Linked DNA regions of Homo sapiens: region 1 is linked to region 2. A link is a loop called in an ENCODE intact Hi-C map of the cell type or tissue named here. Cell type or tissue: K562. All regions are shown on one strand. Links, peaks and the distances in the headings refer to the core of each region. The heading gives the core; the rest is flanking DNA. Region 1 has its middle 55 kb from the start of LINC01675. Region 2 has its middle 36 kb from the start of LMX1A.

Evidence for each region. A loop is a pair of places that touch in the nucleus more often than their neighbours do. Peaks named below come from ENCODE experiments on the same cell type or tissue, not always from the same donor. Only the 100,000 strongest peaks of a DNase experiment are listed, where the experiment ranks them.
Region 1: a loop joins it to region 2, with 10 times the contacts of the local background. A loop is called at or near these places in 2 of 110 quality-filtered maps.

Annotation. Positions count from the first base shown.
Region 1 is chr1:166,430,039-166,439,935 of GRCh38, forward strand. No RefSeq gene overlaps it. Among named protein-coding and RNA genes, the nearest start is that of LINC01675, 55 kb to the right of the region's middle. In K562, for the core only: a CTCF peak has its summit at 3,830 (motif pointing left); a DNase peak (open chromatin) is centred at 3,833.
Region 2 is chr1:165,387,624-165,397,520 of GRCh38, forward strand. No RefSeq gene overlaps it. Among named protein-coding and RNA genes, the nearest start is that of LMX1A, 36 kb to the left of the region's middle. RefSeq lists a silencer at 5,443-5,492 and an enhancer at 5,603-5,812. In K562, for the core only: a CTCF peak has its summit at 5,454 (motif pointing right); a DNase peak (open chromatin) is centred at 5,508.

The DNA of each region.
Region 1 (9,897 bases), core at 767-8,766, 1.0 Mb after region 2:
TCATTTTATAATCATAGTGTTTGTATGATATAAAAAAAATTCCTCCAAATGCACTGAAAATGTGATTTAATTCACCATAATCTTATTGGCCCACAACTTTTCCAGGAAGGGTCTCTTAGACAGAAGTTCTGTCTCTTTCCACAGAATGAGAAAACTCTGGGGTAAGGTCCCACAGCAAGTTGCTATTGGAACAAGAGGGGAATAAAGTTTAGAGACAATCCAAGTTCAATTAATTGTGGGTGCATTTAAGAAATTTCAGCCAATCATGTAAGACAGGAGAGAATACATTTAATGTTTTGATAAAGAAAAAAATTTCAGGCTGGCCGTGGCGCATGCCTGTAATCCCGGCACTTTGGAAGGCCGAGGCAAGTGGATGACCTGAGGTCAGGAGTTCGGGGCCAGCCTGGCCAGCATGATGAAACCCCATCTCTACTAAAAATATAAAAATTAGCGGGGTGCCAGGTGTGGTGGTGGGCACCTGTAATTCCTGCTTCTCGGGAGGCTGAGGCTGAAGAATCACTTGAACCTGGGAGGTGGAGGTTGCAGTGAATGGAGATCGTGTCATTGCACTCCAGCCTGGGCAACAAGAGTGAAACTCCATCTCAAATTTTTTTTTTGTTTTGTTCAGAACATTGTGTTGTCCAGTTCTTCCAAAATTCTTCCTTTTAAAGAACATTCCATGCTCATGGATAGGAAGAATCAATATCGTGAAAATGGCCATACTGCCAAAGGTAATTTATAGATTCAATGCCATCTCCATCAAGCTGCCAATGACTTTCTTCACAGAATTGGAAAAAAATACTATAAAGTTCATATGGAACCAAAAAAGAGCCCACATTGCCAAGACAACCCTAAGCCAAAAGAATGAAGCTGGAGGCATCATGTTACCTGACTTCAAACTACACTACAAGGCTGCAGTAACGAAAACAGCATGGTACTGGCACCAAAACAGAGATATAGACCAATGGAACAGAGCAGAGCCCTCAGAAATAATACCACATATCTACAACCATCTGATCTTTGACAAACATGACAAAAACAAGAAACAGGGAAAGGATTCCCTATTTAATAAATGGTGCTGGGAAAACTGGCTAGCCATATGTAGAAAGCTGAAACTGGATCCCTTCCTTACACCTTATAGAAAAATTAATTCAAGATGGATTAAAGACTTAAATGTTAGACCTAAAACCATAAAAACCCTAGAAGAAAACCTAGGCAATACCATTCAGGACATAGGCATGGGCAAGGACTTCATGACTAAAACACCAAAAGCAATGGCAACAAAAGCCAAAATTGACAAATGGGATCTAATTAAACTAAAGAGCTTCTGCACATCAAAAGAAATTACCATCAGGGTGAACAGGCAACCTACAGAATGGGAGAAAATTTTTACAATCTACCCATCTGACAAAGGGCTAATATCCAGAATCTACAAGAACTTAAACAAATTTACAAGAAAAAATCAAACAACCCCATCAACAAGTGGGCAAAGGATATGAACAGACATTTCTCAAAAGAAGACATTTATGCAGCCAACAGACACATGAAAAAATGCTCATCATCACTGGTGATCAGAGAAATGCAAATCAAAACCACAATGAGATACCATCTCACACCAGTTAGAATGGCAATCATTAAAAAGTCAGGAAACAACAGGTGCTGGAGAGGATGTGGAGAAATAGGAACACTTCTTCACTGTTTGTGGGACTGTAAACTAGTTCAACCATCATGGAAGACAGTGTGGCGATTCCTCAAGGATCTAGAACTAGAAATACCATTTGACCCAGCCATCCCATTACTGGGCATATACCCAAAGGATTATAAATCATGCAGCTATAAAGACACATGCACACGTATATTTATTGTGGCACTATTCACAATAGCAAAGACTTGGAACCAACCCAAATGTCCAACAATGATAGACTGGATTAAGAAAATGTGGCACATATACACCATGAAATACTATGCAGCCATAAAAAATGATGAGTTCATGTCCTTTGTAGGGACATGGATGAAGCTAGAAACCATCATTCTGAGCAAACTATCACAAGGACAGAAAACCAAGCACTGCATGTTCTCACTCATAGGTGGGAACTCAACAATAAGAACACTTGGACACAGGGTGGGGAACATCACACACCAAGGCCTGTTGTGGGGTGGGGGGAGGGGGAGGGATAGCATTAGGAGACATACCTAATGTAAGTGACGAGTTAACAGGTGCAGCACACCAACATGGCACATGTATACATATGTAACAAATCTGTACGTTGTGCACATGTACCCTAGAACTTAAAGTATAAAAAAAAAACAGGAAAAAAAATTCTTCCTTTTAAAAATATTACATGTACATTAGCTCAGAGTTTTGTGAAATTATTTAGTTCAAATGCAATGCCAAGTCATTGGACCTAGTTTGTCACGTTTCACTTGGGTACTTTCAGCATTATTTTGGAATAGGAGTTAAACAAATGTGGCCAACAGCTTGTTGGAATCCAAGAAAGATTTTATCAGTTGTGTTTAGAAGCATGGCAGTCAGAAGCCATTTATTGGCTGGGCACGGTGGCTTACATCTGTAATTCTAGTACTTTGGAAGGCTGAGGTGGGAGGATCCCTTGAGCCAAGGAGTTTGAGACCAGCCTGAGCACCATAGCGAAACCTCATCTTAAAAAAAAAAAATCCCCATTTGTTGAGGCTGGGCAGTCAGTAAATACTCCATAATATGGTCAAAAAGTCTAGAGTGCAAAAATATATATAGATAGATTAAAAAAAAATCTAGGGTGGAAGTAAAAAAGAGGAACTGGATTCATGGGACTGTTAAGAAAGAACTTTCTACTAGTAAGGGTACTGAACGTGGTAGTTGCCTAACCAGGGAAGCTGGAGGAAATTTATGTTTACTTCTGACAAGAAATGTGGCTATAGAGTGCCTGATACTTGTGTTGACATGTGAGTGAAGCAGAGTGTTGAAGGCCTTGTACCTGGACTCCTGGATTTGAATCCTGGTCCTGCCACTTACAAGCTACGTGATCTTGGGCAAATTTCTTAAGCGCTCTGCCTTAGTTTTCTCATCTATAACTTGAAGATAATGTTTTAGCATTGTTGACAGGATCTAATGTATATAAGGTGCTTACAACAGTGTATGGCATACAATAAATAGTATGCAAATAGGTAGCTATTACTACTGTTAAAATATATATTTTTTCAATCACAGTGGTGTTGCCTTTGAAAAACCTTCAGCAGTGGTATAGATCCTGATCTACTGAATGTTTTAGAATAGTCTCTCTGATAATGCAGGCATGTGTTCCAGCAGATGTCCTCATGCCCAGTCCAGCTGCAGAACTTTACTTATTTATTTATTTTTTATTTTTTGGTTATTTGAATTTCTTTTTTTTCTTTTTTTAAATTTATTATTATTATACTTTAAGTTTTAGGATACATGTGCACAACGTGCAGGTTTGTTACATATGTATACATGTGCCATGTTGGTGTGCTGCACCCATTAACTCGTCATTTAGCAGTTAGGTATATCTCCTAATGCTATCCCTCCCCCCTCCCCACACCCCACAACAGTCCCTGGTATGTGATGTTCCCTTTCCTGTGTCCATGTGTTCTCATTGTTCAATTCCCACCTATGAGTGAGAACATGTGGTGTTTGGTTTTTTGTCCTTGCGATAGTTTGCTGAGAATGATGGTTTCCAGCTTCATCCATGTCCCTACAAAGGACATGAACTCGTCATTTTTTAAGAACTTTAGAAATTTGGACGCTGCTTCTCTTTCCTGGGGCTTCAAGGTGAGACACACTCTTCCTAGATGGACTCAGTTACCCAGGACTTTGGCACCCTCTAGTGCATGATAAATGTTGATGCTTTCCAGTTCCCCCCAGCATCTTAGAAAATCAGAGCAACCCCGAGCAGCAAATCATCCCATTGTAGAGGGCTGCTGGGAAAACCCTGCACCCTTGTCCAGGATAGACCTTGTAGGATCAACTGGGAGATCTTGATGTACATTTAAGATCCTGACTCTGCATCAGCAGCAGCAACAGAAGCTAGCAAGAGGCTCCATGACTTTAATCAGCATTCACCGCCAAGTCCATTATCTGTGTTGCTGAAAATGTGGGAGAGACATTGTGGTCATGTGTCAGCCTGTGAAGGATATGCTGACAGCCACATCCCAGAAAAATGCTGCAATTAAACCAAGTCTGAATGCTGTTCAAGCAAAGATGTAAGTACATTTAAAGTGAGAAACATGAGTGAAGAGGCCTCTGTGGGAGTTTAGAAAGGAAGAGACCAAGAAGATTGATTCTCATTCAGGTCATCATAAAACATTACACGAAGGAGGGAACATGTCAAGAGTTTTTGCTATGACTGAAGAGAGAAGAATTGTTTGCCACAGAGTAGGTGGGACAGAGAAGGCAGAGCCTGAGGTGTGCGTGGACTGAGAGAGAATGAACTGTGCCTTGCATAGTGGTGAGTATCCTCACTCCTGAACACTGTTTCTACATCTTTCTTGTCAAAGGAAAAGTTGGGGTGGGTTAGGGAAAGAGTGAGGGCCCCTTTCCCTTTATTATAGTCTTAGGATTAAAGGATGAGAGAGACAGAATGGCCAACCCCAGGCACATGTGTCCTGAGCTGAGAAGGACTCCTGAGTAAGTGAGTGGGTTAGTAAGTCCCTTCTGGTCTGGACGTCTTCCCTGGGTCCTCTTTTCTGTGAATGCCAAATGCCATTTATCCACTGGGATGTGCTCCCTACCCTACATATACCATGACATAGGTACGATGTAGGGAAGTAAAGCAGTGAACAACTTTTACTTTATCTGGACACCTGGACTGAGGATGATCTTGCCAATAAATCTACCCTACTTTACTTCCATTTTGGCAACATTCACTAACACCACGAAAAACACCATTTTCTTCTGTGTGTGTGTGTGTGTGTGTGTGTGTATGGCAAGGAGGGGTGTTAAAACTTACTACATATCAATTCTAAGATCCAGGGGGGCTTTATTTACACTTTCCTATCTCTGAAATTGAGATACCTCTTACATATAATATGGTGCATCATAATTTAATTGGTGGCAATTTTTATTTTTTCATAATATATAAAGTAATAATAAAATTGGAATTCATCTTCCAAATTGTTGATATCTATCTTGATGATGATAACTGATGAAATCTGGTAGTATGAAGCATGTTACCTAAATCCCTTCCAGAAGTCTGCCTTGCCCAATAATACCCCAAATATTTCAAATGCAAAATTTATTCTTCTGAATTATTGCAACTCAGATCTAAGGCATAAATATTTGCAGTGGATGCCATGGTGATCTTCCCAGAATACCCCCACCTAGGACTGGAATTGTTGTTGGTCAATAGCTTTCAGATGAAGAGAACTGCCCCTCCCTCAAACCTCATCCCCATCTTGGGGTCAGGCCACATCCAATGATTGGTTTATGTGGAGATGTGAAGGCTTGCCTCCTTTCCCCATTTGGGATAACTATAGAAGGCCATCCAATTCCAGAGCTTCCGGTAGGATTGGCTGAGGCCTTTGTTACACTGATTTTTATTTCAACTTCTCCCTTTGCCAATTATGCTTCCTTTACTTTTCCTGCATACACAGCTCCATCCTAAAGCCTGCTTCTCGAGCAAGTTAACCTGAAGCAACTGGTACCAGGAGCATCCCAAGAAACTCTAATATGGGGTTTTGGAGCTTCATCACCTGCTGGTGGACCAGCAATAGGATGAAGGTCTGAGTCACTATACCATGTAAGCTTCTTCACTAGCAGAGGTACAAATAGTGAAGGGACTCTAGAATGGAGGTTAGGAGGCATGGAAGAGGGAGATAATATCAATTGTTGCCTGAAGCACAACTGCAATGGCAAGGACTGTAGTTTATGCCACTAACCTTCCCATCATATGTTCCTACCAGAAAAAGGCCCAACAAAATCCTGGAGGAGATTTTATCAGAACTTATTACATGGAGCAAGCAGATACAGACAGTACAAGGAATAGACTACAGTGGATGCCATATAGTCATATACGTACTTCTCAGCTCTTTCCTATAGGACTAAAGCATGCATTCTCCCAGCTGCTTGGAATGAGAGTGGCCAATAGTTTTCACCTGAGCTCCTCTTGAGGCCTTGCCCTCAGGTGGAGACAGAAGCCTCCTTGCCTCTAAAGGTCAGGCTGCCTGCAATGACTGCTCATTGCATGTAATCTCTGGAGGCCATATTTAGCTAGACTAAGTTCCTATTAAACAGGAGATATTGTGAATTTTTGACTTTAGTGTGAGGTGACAAAAAGAAAGTATATAGTAAAGGTCAAGAGTAGAAATTTAGAAATGGCTGCTTTACTTGTCTATGCCAGAGTTTCTTCATCTGAAAATGAGGTTGATAATAATGCTTTTATGTCATAGGAAGGTTGTAAGTTTTAACTTTGATATTATATAATATATATAATAATCTCTAGACATATAGTAGGCAATCCATTTATGGTTGGTATTATTATCAGCTATTCTTTCTTAATTCTAGGGCAAAGAATTACCTCCTTACTTCTACCAGCTGACCCAGGCAGAGTCCAATGTATTTCCCTGCAGAATAGATTGAGGTTTCTTAATCCTCTCATTAGTGAGGTTGCAGGAAAGTATTCTAAATGTATTTTTAAAATTCTAATTTTGTCAAAAGACTCCAGTAAGATAGTGAAAAGTCAGGCTACAGGGTGAGAGAAAATATTTACAATACTTGCACTTGACAAAGATCTCATATCACAATATATAAAAAACTCTTACACATTAATAATTAAAAACCCCAGTCAACTCAACAGAAAAGTGGGCAAAAGTCCTGAACCAAACATACCTGCTGGAAAGGCTAAAAGGGGAGTTGCCAAGTGTTGGGAGGATGCGGAGGAACTGGAACTCTCTATACTGCTGGTGTTAACACAAAATAGTATATTCATTTTGACCAGGTGCAGTGGCTCACGCCCGTAATCCCAATACTTTGGGAGGCTGAGGCAAGAAGATTGTTTGAGGCCAGGAGTCTGAAATCAGCCTAGGCAATATAAGCAGACCTAGCTCTACAAAAAAAAAAAAAAAAAATTAATAGCCAGGTGGTGCGTGCCTGTAGTCCCAGCTACTTGGGAGGATGAGGCAGGAGGATCACCAGAGTTCAGGAGTTCAAGGCTGCACTGAGCCATGATCACGCCACTGCAGCCTGGGTGACAGCAAGACCCTGTTTCAAAAAATATATATTTTGAAACAGTATATATAGCGTATTCATTTTGGAAATCTGGTGGATTCTACTTAAGCTGGGCGTGTGCATTCCCAAACACCCAGCAGTTCTACCCTTAGGAATATACCCAAAGAATTGCATACATATTTTCACCCAAAATATTTAAGAATAGCCATAGCAGCACTATGTATAATAGACAATGTAAAAAATGAAAATTGGCTAACTACCCATCGATGTTGGAATGAGTAAACACATTGTGGTATAATTACACAATAAATACTATACAGTAATGAGAATGAATAACCAATAACTACATAAAGGAATGAATCTCATAAACTTAATATTGAGAGAAAAAATAAGACAAAACATACATACTGTAGGATTTAATTTTTATAAAGGACATATCTGACAAAATTAATCTATGCTATTAGAAGTGCAATACTGGCAACCTTTGGGCAAAGTATTGACTTCTGTGTGCTAGTAATGTTCTACTTTTTGTTCTGGGTGTTGGTTACATGGATACGATTATTTTATAAAAATTCATTGAATTTTATACCTTTGTGTACTTTTATGCATATATTTAGGCTTTAATAAATAGTTAAAAATATATCACTTATACATACATAACTAGCAAACTATATTTCTTTGGCTTCTAGGAGGCTCATACCTTGCAGAAGCAAGGAGGAGCTGAATTATCTTAAGTATCATCATCATCATCACCATTGCCAAAGGAAGAGGCCAAAGAGGTTGGTGGGGGTGAAGGGAGAATCAGATAAAAGAAATAGAGAGTTGAAGGGAAGATTTTGAATTTGTGTTTGAACCCAGTGATTTGTTCACATTTGTTAGGCCCTCTCTAGCCCCTGGGGCACCAAGTCAAGACTTATTTTGGCTGATGTCATTGACATATGCAAATAGGCTAAAAACTTTTCCCCAGTTTCCCAAATGTGTTAACAAAGCTGAATTATGAGCAGCAATTTATTTTTATTGACATTTGAAGCTTGAGAGTGTGGATGATGTTGACAATGACAGCATGTTGATGAGGCAAATTATATACTAGGCTTGAATGTGAGTTGGGGAAGGGAGAAATACCTAGAGAAGGTGTCCCTTGGAGATGACTGCTACTGTGGTAGACCCTCTTTCCCTTTTTTACTGTCCCCTTTTTACCGTTTTTACTTGTCAGGAGCCTATGTCAGACATTCGTAGCTATTGTCCCACCAAGAACTGGCTACTACTATTTTTCCTCCCTATCTGAAGATTTCTGCTTTCTCTAACTCCAGTTTCTTTTTTGTTTAAATAATTTCTTTTTAATTTCTGTGGGTACATAGTAGGTAGTAGGTATATATAGTAGGAACATAATAAGTACCCATTAACCATCCCCACTTCCTCCCAATTCCCTACTATCTTTCCCAGCCTCTGGTAACCATCCTTCTACTCTCTATCTCTATGAGTTCAATTGTTTTAATTTTTAGCTCTCACAAATAAGTGAGAACATGCAAAGTTTGCCTTTCTGTGCCTGACTTATTTCACTTAACATAATAACCTCCAGTTCCACCCATGTTGTTGCAAATGACAGAATCTCACTGTTTTTTATGGCTGAAGAGTACTCAACTATGTAAATGTACCACATTTCTTTATCCATTCGTCTGTTGATGGACATTTAGGTTGTTCCAAAATTTGGCTATTTTGAATAGTATTGCAATAATCTCTTCACTGCAATAGCAGTGCAGATAACCTCATCAACATACTGATTTCCTTTCTTTTGGGTATATGCCCACCAGTGGGTTTGCTAGATTATATAATAGCTGTATTTTGAATTTTTTGGGGAACCTCCAAACTGTTCTCCATAATGGTTGTACTAATTTACATTCCCACCAACAGTATTCCCTTTTCTCAACATCCTCACCAGCATTCATTATTGCCTGTCTTTTGGATAAAAGCCATTTTAATTGGGGTAAGATGATATCTCATTGTAGTTTTGATTTGCATTTCTCTGATGATCAACAATATTGGGCACCTTTTCATATATCTATTTATCACTTCTATATCTTCTTTTGATAAATGTCTGTTCAGATCTTTTGCTCATTTTGGATTGGATTATTGGGTTTTTTCCTATAGAGTTGTTTGAATTCCTTATGTATGCTAGTTATTAATCGCTTGTCATATGAAGTCTTTTGAAAATATTTTCTCCCATTTGTGGGTTGTTTCTTCACTTTGTTAATTGTTTTCTTTGCTGTGAAGAAGCTTTTTAACTTAATGTGATCCCATTTGTCCATTTTTGCTTTGGTTGTCTGTGCTTGTGGGGTTTATTCAAGAAATCTTTGCTCAGTCCAATGTCCTAGAGAGTTTCCTCAGTGTTTTCTTGTAGTAGTTTCATAGTTTGAGGTATTCGACTTAAGTATTTGATGCATTGTAATTTGATTTTTGTATATGGTGAGAGATAGCAGGGGGTCTAACTTCATTCTTCTGCATATGGGTATCCAGTTTTCCCAGCACCATTTATTGAACAGGTTGCCCTTTCCCAATATATGTTCTTGGAACCTTTTTCAAAAATGAGTTCACTAGGGCTGTATGGATTTATTTCTCGGTTGTCTATTCTGATCCATTGGTCTATGTGTCAATTATGCCAGTACCATGCTGTTTTGGTTACTGTAGCTCTGTAGTATCACTTAATGTCAGGTAATATGATT
Region 2 (9,897 bases), core at 811-8,810:
AAAATCACTGAGTAGAAAAGGACACTCCAAAAAATGTTTCTCTGTCTCCAGGAAGCCTGTGTCTAAGTCATGGACAATAGCTGGGTGTTTTCCAGCTTTTAAATCTCTTCAAGGAAATTGGAACATGACTGATCCCATCCTGGACCAAATTTCAAAAGACATTTTTGCAGACAAATTAGCTTCCTAGTTGTGTCACCTGAATTACTACTAAACCACACTGTCTCCTTCCATTGACCACATGGCCCCAAATAAGAGATTTTGCCCTCCCGTCATTACTGAAAAATTTTCAACTTTTCTTCCAATTCATTCCTCATATAGGACTTATTTATATTAGACATTTGACAATGCAATTTTAAAGGAGAAGTACAAATCACTATTAAAATGTATATGACATATTTATTGATTTTTGTTCAATTGTTAAGAAGTTTGTAACTTTTTTTTCCTTTTTTCTTCTGTGAAGTGGCACTCTGAAAGCCAGCTGATAGGCTTCTGAGTCAGCGTTGCTGTTTCTAATTATTGAATATCTAGAAGCAGCTCCAGACAACTGCTCAGCATTACGTTCCCACCAGCCAAACCTGAGAGACAGAATTCTTGGTTACAAAATGCTGGAGTTAAGGGTTGAAAGACAACTTCCATTATAACCTCCTGTTTTCACTCACTTAAAATTGCCCAAAAATTGTCCTCTTGCTCCAAATCATTTCATGCTCTGTTTCCACCCCAAGGATGAAATTGCTTGGAAAGTTTGAACAAAAGTGGTTTAGCCAGTTTGGATTCAGGCAATTTGGGGGAGAATATCCTTTTTCAACTGAAAAACAAATAATGTGTATCTCTGGCTATGGACAACCCCAAAGCAGCTGTCACCTTATAGCATCGGTTCTCTTGTGTGGGTGGTCAGCTTTATCCAAGAAAGGAAGTGTCTGTGGATACAGTGGAAATCCAGAATCTCAAAGAAGAAATCAGAAGCAATGATGGTATGGATTTGTGCTTTCTGTTCTACAATTTGGTTGCCGATGGGGAAGGAGGGCAGGAGGAGAAGGACTTATATTATCTGCAGAATAAAGACTGTCCTCTTTTCCTAGAATTAACTGTTTTGTTTGCAATAGAATACAGTGGCTAAAAGTATGGGATTTAAATTAAGGCATTCATGGATTCGAGTTTGGATTCTGCCCATGACTAGCTATGTGACACAATTAGTAATAAAACCTCCCTAAGCGTTGATATCCTCTCCATTAAAATGGGGATCATGATAGTAGCCACTTCATAGAAGTGCACTGAGGATAAAATAAGGCAATACATATGAAATGCTTGGCCCAATGTCTGGAGTACCATGTGCAGGCAATGTAGGTTGCCTGGTAGTAGAGCAATGGTAGTAATAGAGAAATACACAGACATGGCTGCATGTTGAATCTGTCAGTTGTGTTGACATCTAGGTTTTTGCCTTTCTGGATCCATTCCCAATTCTGGTGAGCACACCTCAGTTTTCATTTTTGGAAACCACTCCTTCCCAGGTTCAGCCCATGTGATTCAGATGTTGCTATCCCTCCCACCATTCTCACAGGTGTATCTGGGACCTAATTCCAACAAAGTAGAGCTTGTGAATATCTGCTCCGGGATTTCTGCTGGAACGTGGGCAAAGAGAAGATCTCTCCTCCTTTGGCTAGGGTCACTGGCCCACAAGAATGCCAACTTAGAGTTCCTGGAAGTCACTTTTTGTCAAGCTTACCAAGAATGACTCTAACAGAGAGAAATACAGACCCCAGAGATAGCAAGAGTCCTGAAGGCATTATCCGAGTGCCTGGGCCCTCTGTACCTGCAGCTGGTCCTGTCCTAAGACTTTCAGTTTTGTGAGACTTTTTTCTTAAACCAGATTGAATTGGACCTGTATTATTTCCATTAGTCCTCTTCAAAAAAGAAGCTCAAGGCTAAAAGCATCCAGCAGTGAGGCAGAACTCTTCATGATGTTTGGAAAACATGTATTTTTTCTGCTTCTACTTTGCTGGCAGCTTTGGACAAGTCCCTTTGCCCTCTGGGTCTCTAGGACCTCTACAGTGAGATCAGGCAGAAGTAAGAAGGGGCCGCTGAAGTTGCAACATCCTGAGCATCTATGATTTGGAGGAAATAGTGTATAGGGGAATCACAGTCTATACTTAGGTTTTTGGTGACAAAGGAGAAATTAAGAGTTTGTGGTTAAAAGTTAGAGTCTGTCTCACTTTAGAGATTAATTTTGACTTTCAGCTTTACTACTTGTTGTGGGACCATGGGCAAGTGACTCGGCCTCTCTGAGACTCCTCTTCAATTGTAATATAAAGATACTAAGATTAGCTAGAGAAAGGAACTTTCTACTCTTCCTAATCTCACATACTCATTTTAGCCCAAAGATGAAGGGCTCCTGCTTTTCTACTGGACATAAAAGTCCTTGATGAAATCCTTTGGCTTCCCTGTCCGCACTGTCACTTGCTCCTCTTCATAGGAGAGAGGTAACTAGTCAGATTGGTGAGATTAAGAAAAGCAGCCATTTGTTCAGCCATGTTTCTGCCTTGGGCAAGGTGGAGGGGTAAAATCTTGACCTGTTGCCTGGACCTGCATGTGTTGAAGTTCAGTGAGCCACATGCTTCCAGGACCCATGGGATGAATCCCTGAACAGGGGCACTCTCACCACAGAAGGTCCCCATTCTTCAGCTTCTCCACCTGGGAAAGCATAGGTAAGTCAGGTCAGCCCTGCACTGTGGACTTGGACATCTGTAATTCAGGAAGGGAAGAGGGTAGAAAAGCCTGTCATGTTCTCCATTCAAGATCGGTCTCTTACAAAGCAAATACTTTGATCCCCACCTGGCTCCTTGAGTCTGTTGTTAGGTTAATGAGAAAATGATTCTGGGACCTTTGGACGAAGGAGATTCCTCCAACAAGACCCCAAAATTGCAAACCATAAAGTGAGAAACGGATGGATTTGACCACACCAAAATTAAAGATTCTGCTGGAGTGAACAGATGGTATTAGATTGGGAGAAACTACTTGTAACATTTCTGTTATAAAACAGCAGAAATTTCTCATAGTTCTGGAGACTGGGAAGTCCAAGATCAAAGGACTAGCAAGTCTGGTTTCTGATAAGGGCCCACTTCCTGGCTCATAGATGGCCAACTTCTGATTGTGTCCTCATGTGGTGGAAGGACCAAGGGATCTCTCTTGAGTCTCTTTTATAAGGGCACTAATCCCATTCTCTGCCCCCATGATCACCTATCAAAAGCCCCACCTCACCCATTGCCTTAGGGGTTAAGATTTCAACATTTGAAATGGGGAGGAGGGACATAAACATTCAGTCCATTGCAATATATAGTAAGCACTTGCCCCTTCTAGGCCAGGCCTAAATTGTAATTCTTTTAAGATAAGCAATAGAACACACATAAGAAATCTGAATGGCTAATAAGGAAAGAGAAGATCCCAACCTTTCTAGTAATAAGAGAAAGACAAATCAGAGAAAGACTTTGTATGAAGCACACTGACAAAATTAGAAATTTGAACTATAACAAATGCTAAGAAGGATGTGTGGAAATGAGACCCTTATGCACTGGTGGGAGTATATACTATATATATATATAGGTGCAAATGTTTGGAAAACAGTAGGAAAGTACAGTGAAACTGGGTATGTGGATACTCTGCAATTAGGCAATTCCTACTCCTGGGTATACACCCCAGAGACACTCCCATACAGGTAAGCAAGGAGACGTATGCAAGAATGCCTGTCATGGTAAAGAGCTGTCAGCCATCTACGTGTTTACTGAAACACTGTGCAGCAATTAAAAGGAACTGGCCAGAGTTACACAGAGCATCGCTGATGGATGGCAAAGCACAGTAATGAGAGAAACAAAGAAGAATGGATAAAATGAAACTGATACCAAAAAAGTCATTCGTATACAGTTTTAAAACAACAAAATAATACCATATAATTTCCATGGATGTCATGTATAGAAATAAACCTTTGGAAGGTGGATTTTCAAGGACCCACTAGAAAAAAAATAGGAACTTGGAATCTTTGGGGAAGATTTGGATCTGAGATAGCAGATGACAGGAGAAGAATAAACAAAAGAGGTAAATTGGATGGTCTGTTTTGCCATCAACTGAGATAGATAAACTCAATTCTGCTCACCTGGGATTAGAAACCATCTTTATAAATCTATATATATATATTTTTTGAAACAGGGTCTCACTCTGTCACCCAGAATGGAGTGCAATGGAGCAATCACGGCTCACTGCAGCCTTGACCTCCTGGGCTCAAGAGATCCTCTCACCTCAACCTCCCGAGTAGCTGAGAATACAGGTGTGCACCACCATACCTGGCTAATTTTGTTTTTTGTATTTTTTGTAGAGATGGGGTATTGCTATCTTGCCCAGGCTTATAAATCTATCCTTTAACAGCACACTAAACCCATAGCAGGTGTTCAACTCATAATTATTTAATAATTTTTTAATCTGTGTGTTTTATCCTTCAGATCCTGGGCTTTCTAAGGAATAGGACTTTTTCAGCGTTCTCTCTGAAACCAGTGCCCAGAGCTTAGGGTGAGCTCCTGCTTTCATGTAAGGTAATGAAGTAGAATGTCAATCTATCTCTAAAAGACATTATTGATTTGATGAGGTAGAAGGAACTTTAGAGATTATCTGGTTAGAATCTTTGATTTTACGGAAGAGAAAGCTGAAGGCCTGAGAGGTTTAGAGACATGCCTAGGTCAGACAACTCACCTGCCCTCTAACTCCCTGTCCCCTGCTCCTTCCACTGGGCCACCTGCCATCAGCATTGCTCCTCCTAAGGGCATTGCAACTTCAGCTTGCTGTGAACACCCACATCTGGCTCTGCAAATTTGGGAAGGGCTGATCTGGCACTTTTGTACTCTGCATGACAACCAGGAAAAGAACAACAGAAAATTTCCCTAAAACATCTCCCCATTAAAAGCTCGCATTTAGCCATTCTCAAATATCTCAAATTCTACCTGTGGGAAAGAGGTCTGACTGTCATGTTGCTGTGGGAACAATATTGTTGTACAGAGTGGTCACCCGCTTTGAAGAACCAGTCCTGATGTGGCATTAGCCTTCGGCTTTGTATGTGATGCCGGTGAATTGGCAGTTACATACCTGTGTCCCCTTTAGCTAGTGGGGTGGCTGACAGGTGAGGAGGAGGTTGTTCTTTCCCAGCCTGAACCTGACTCCTTTTCATGCATTCTCTATGGGATGCTCCAACCATTCCCCCTTGAGATTCCTCTTCTAAGCCCATTTCCCGAGTCTGAAGTAAACACTCCATTGAGTGAGTATCTGGCTAAGGGCACCCTTTCCTCTGAGTCTATTTGAAGTTCATTTCTCAAACTACTCTTTTTGTTTTCAATTTTTAAAGTCCCTTCCCTCTCAGTCCTCCTGGAAGCGGCTTTCTCCGGGATGTGATGCCCCTGAGCGGACAGCAGAGGGCGCCCATGCCTAACAATCTTCCCGCACAAAGTGTGCAGCCGGGAGGGGCAGGTTGCAAGAGTCCCTCGCAGCTGCACAACCCAAGATGCCTCCCCTGGGGAGGCTGGGCGGGGCCAGTTCCTCTGTGGTCTGTGGTCTGTGGTCTGTGGTCAGAGATGGTTGTGTGCGCCAGCACTGTCACGGGAGACATTTCCATGGAGTTTTCTGTAGAGGAGGGTGAAAGCTGCTCTTCCTGGCTGGGAAAGAGTTTGGGTCTCCAGTTCTCTTCATAAACTAACAAACCTCTTATTCAAATCTGCCTTCCCTGCCTGCCTTCGGAGAAAAGGGGTTTGTGCCTTCCATTCCACTCCGCACTTAGCCCCTCCCAGTAACTCCTTAATTAATCGTGTAGCTGCCGCCCCAAGCTTTCTCCTAGTGGAAAGGCATTGTTGATTTATTGCCTGAAGCCTTGAGATCGTTTGGCTCCAAGACCCAGTTCTTCCAGAGCCTGAGTCAGTTTTTTTGAGTTACAGAAGTGGTGGCAAATTTTCATTCATAGAGGGTAGATTTGGTTTTTAAAAATGATCAAATGCCATTCAGCTCCAAATCTCTTGAGCAATGTAGGAAATAAAGCTGAGAATATGAATGTGCCAGCCTGGGCCCTGGTGTATGCTGGGTTCCGGATTGATGGGCATGTTACATGAACCTGGACCAGGAGATATGTTATAGTTGTTGTTATTTAATAAGTCTTTACTATAGAATCATGAGATCATGTATCTTAGGTGGCCTTAAACCAGCTCTGAAGACAAATGTAAAAGGGAACTATCCAAGGAAAATATCACTGTAGTAAAACTCCTGAAGGAGATGTTAGCTAAATGTTGGTTTGTTTATCCAAGTTCCACATTTATTAAAAAACACCATCCCTTATTATTTTATGTTTGTTCTTCATATATACCAATCCCTCAACCTACAAATATTTCATGGGCACAGAATATAAAAAGTTCACTGAGGGCCGGGCATGGTGGCACACACCTGTAATCCCAGCTACTCGGGAGGCTGAGGCAGGAGAATTGCTTGAACCCAGGAGACGGAGGTAGCAGTGAGCCGAGATTGCACCATTGCACTCCAACCTCGGCTGAGACTCCATCTCAAAAAAAAAAAAAAAAAAAAGTTCACAAGGATATAGGCCCAAAGGTCTTGAAGTTGAGTGGCACTGGCTCTGCATCTGCCATGAGAGTAGCTGAGTTCCCCAGGCTACCACCGTGTGTGTCCCAAGACAAGCCATTGAATCTCTAGAGTCTCAGTTTCTCATCTTTAACATGGAGACCTCAACAGCTCCCCTGCCCAGTGAAACCCCATCTTTACTGAAAATACAAAAATTAGCGGGCATGGTGGCACACACCTGTAATCCCAGCTACTTAGGAGACTGAGGCAGGAAAATTGCTTGAACCCAGGAGGTGGAGGTAGCAGTGAGCTGAGATCGTGCCACTGCACTCCAGCCTGGGCTACACAGTAAGACTCCATCTCAAAAAAAAAAAAATCACTGAGGATATAGGCCCAGAGGTCTTGGAGTTGAGTGGCACTGGCTCTGCATCTGCCGTGAGAGTAGTTGAGTTCCTCATGCTACCACCATGTGTGTCCCAAGACAAGTCATTGAATCTCTAGAGTCTCAGTTTCTCATCTTTAACATGGAGTCCTCAACAGCTCCCCTGCCTTCTTCTCCAAGGCCAGATTACCACCACAGATCTTCGTGTGTGCTTTGTGAACTTCAAAGTGCTGTAGGTGTATTGTTGCTTAGGATACCTTGATCCTTGTGCTTTCTGCTTTTTTCCATTGTAAGTTCCCTGAACGCAAAGAACATGCCTCAAGTTCTTGGGCCATTGCCCACTGTGCCCATGAAGGGTAACTTGGCAGTCAATGGAGACCTCATACCTTATCTTAACATCCTACCCAGGACAGGTTTTCTGGCTCAGGGCTCCAGTGGGGAGGCTCCTGGGCTTGCTATGGGAACACACCACTTTCAGTGGGCTGCCGTGTACTGGGAATGAAACCAGAGGTGCCAATTGCACTAACATGTGTTGAATGCCAACTTTGGGCTGGGCACTCCATTCAAAGATGTTGTGGATATGCAGTTGAATCAGACATGATCTCCTGCTCTCAAGGAGTTTACAAGTAAAGTTGATAGCGTATACAACGAGTCAATAATGCAACGTGCAGTGCTGAATGGGTTCCCAGTGGAGACACAGAATAATGATAATGTTACAAAGATGGAGAGATCAGGAGGAGCTTCACAGAGATGTGGCCTTTGAACTGGTCTTAAAGGATGAGTAGGACTCAGGTAGCTACAGCTGGTGAAGGAGTCATGCCAGGCAGAGAGGAATGTCTGAGCAAAGACGTAGACAGCAGGTCATTTGAGAAATAGCTAAATCAGCTGGAGGTGTGTGTGATGTACAGAAGGAGAGAGCTGGGAACTTTTTCTTTGGGGCCTAGCCATGGACAGCCTTAATTGCCCTGATAAAAAGCTGGGGCTTATCTCAGAGGCAGAACTAAATCATAACAGCTGATGCTTTGGGCAGATGGACTCAGACAAGCCATGTAGGCTATTCCAGAGGCAGAAGTGAAAATGATGTTGCTAAGTCTGAGAGACTGGTAACCAAAGAAGGCAAAGTCAAGCTGGTGCATGCCTGGGGCCTGGGTTTTTACAAGTGCAGCTGGTATTGCAAAGCCTCTACAGTCAATGAAATGCAAACAGAAAAGCTTTATGCTTTTCCAGCCAGTCTTCAAACCAACTCTCTGCTGTTCCCACTCCTTGCCTATTAACAGTACTTCAGGCAAAGCCCAGAATATCTCATTTCAGTAGTTATAAAGTCTGGTCTTAACCAAACTTAGTGGTCAATTCTTTCTCTCTGCCTCTACCTTCTTCCCCCTCCTTCCTTTTTTGGGTCTTCCTTCACTCTCTACCAGGGAATTGGGCCCTGGAGAAAGGATGAGAAGAGAGAGAAGTGCTCTTAAGTACGTGGTGCTGTTGATGCCTTCCATGTGGCAAGTATCAACAGGTGGGTCTTCTTAGTGCACATGGTGAGCTTTCAGGAGGCCCCATGGGGAACTCTGTGCTGCGAGCTAATAGGTATGGGCAGCGAATGCTCTGCTTGACCCCTTAGTTCCTGCCCACAGCAGTTCAACCCACAGCCTCCTACTGCGGGAGTCCCCTTGCCTTGAGAGGCCACTCTGTTGGTTTGGTACCTTCGGGATATTCTAAACACAACTTTTTTCCAGGGAATTCACTTGGCCCACAGAAAATGCCATATCCTGGACAAACGAAGTACAGGGAGGGGAGCGGTGGGATACAGTGCTCTCCCTTTCCTTCCCCACTTACACCCTCACAATGGGCCCCTGTCCTCAGAGGTCTCTATCAAGAAGAGACATCCATCTCGATGCTCACGGTAGCTCAGGCCCCTCCCAGCTCTCCCTCCCCACCCTCTGTGGCAAGGTGGGGCAGTGGGTTTCTGCTGCTAGGCAAGCATCAGCCAGGATGCCAGGTGCCAGCCTCCCCATTGTGTAGGTACCCACGCCCACTCAATAAGTGGCTCTTTTCTGCCCCCTTCATTTGCCACGGGAATGGGGATCCCTCCCTCTCGCTGTATACCCTGAAGGGGTAGGGTAAAGCCATGACTCTACTCCCCAAATACTCCTTATTCTACGGACTTCTCTCCTTAAATTCCAATCTTCTATGAACATTGGCTCAAGAAGAGGAATAAGTCACAGAACCAGCTCATCTACCTTCATAAGTCCTTAGAACATGAGGGGACCTCATGGCCTCACCTTGGGGCTTTAGCCAAAATTCCAAAACGACAGGAAGATACTCTTTGGTATTTTATTCCATTAGTGACACTTTGTAGCAGAGTTTCACCATCTCAGTACTTGTGACATTTTGGGCCAGATAATTCTTTGCTGTGGGGCCATCCTGTGCATTATAGATGCTTAGCAGCATCCCCAGCCTCCATCTAGCAGAACTCCCCTTGTCATGACCATCAAAAGTGTCTTCAGATATTGCCAAATGTCCCTGGGGGTGGGGAGGGACACGCTTGTTCCCTGGTGAGACTTTTTTTTTTTTTTTTTTTAGACCAAGTTTTACTCTTGTCACCCAGGCTGTAGTGCAATGGCGTGATCTCAGCTAACTGCAACCTCTGCCTCAAGCGATTCTCCTGCCTCAGCCTCCCAAATAGCTGGGATTACAGGTGCCTGCCACCACGCCCAGCTAATTTTTGTATTTTTAGAAGAGACGGGGTTTCACCATGTTGGCCAGGTTGGTCTTGAACTCCTGACCTCAGGTGGTCCGCCCGCCTCTGCCTCCCAAAGTGCCGGGATTACAGGTGTGAGCCATCATGCCTGGCCTGAGACTGCTTAATAGACTAAAGGAAGGCATTGAAAGTTTTTGAACAAGAAAGCAGTATAAAATTATAAACA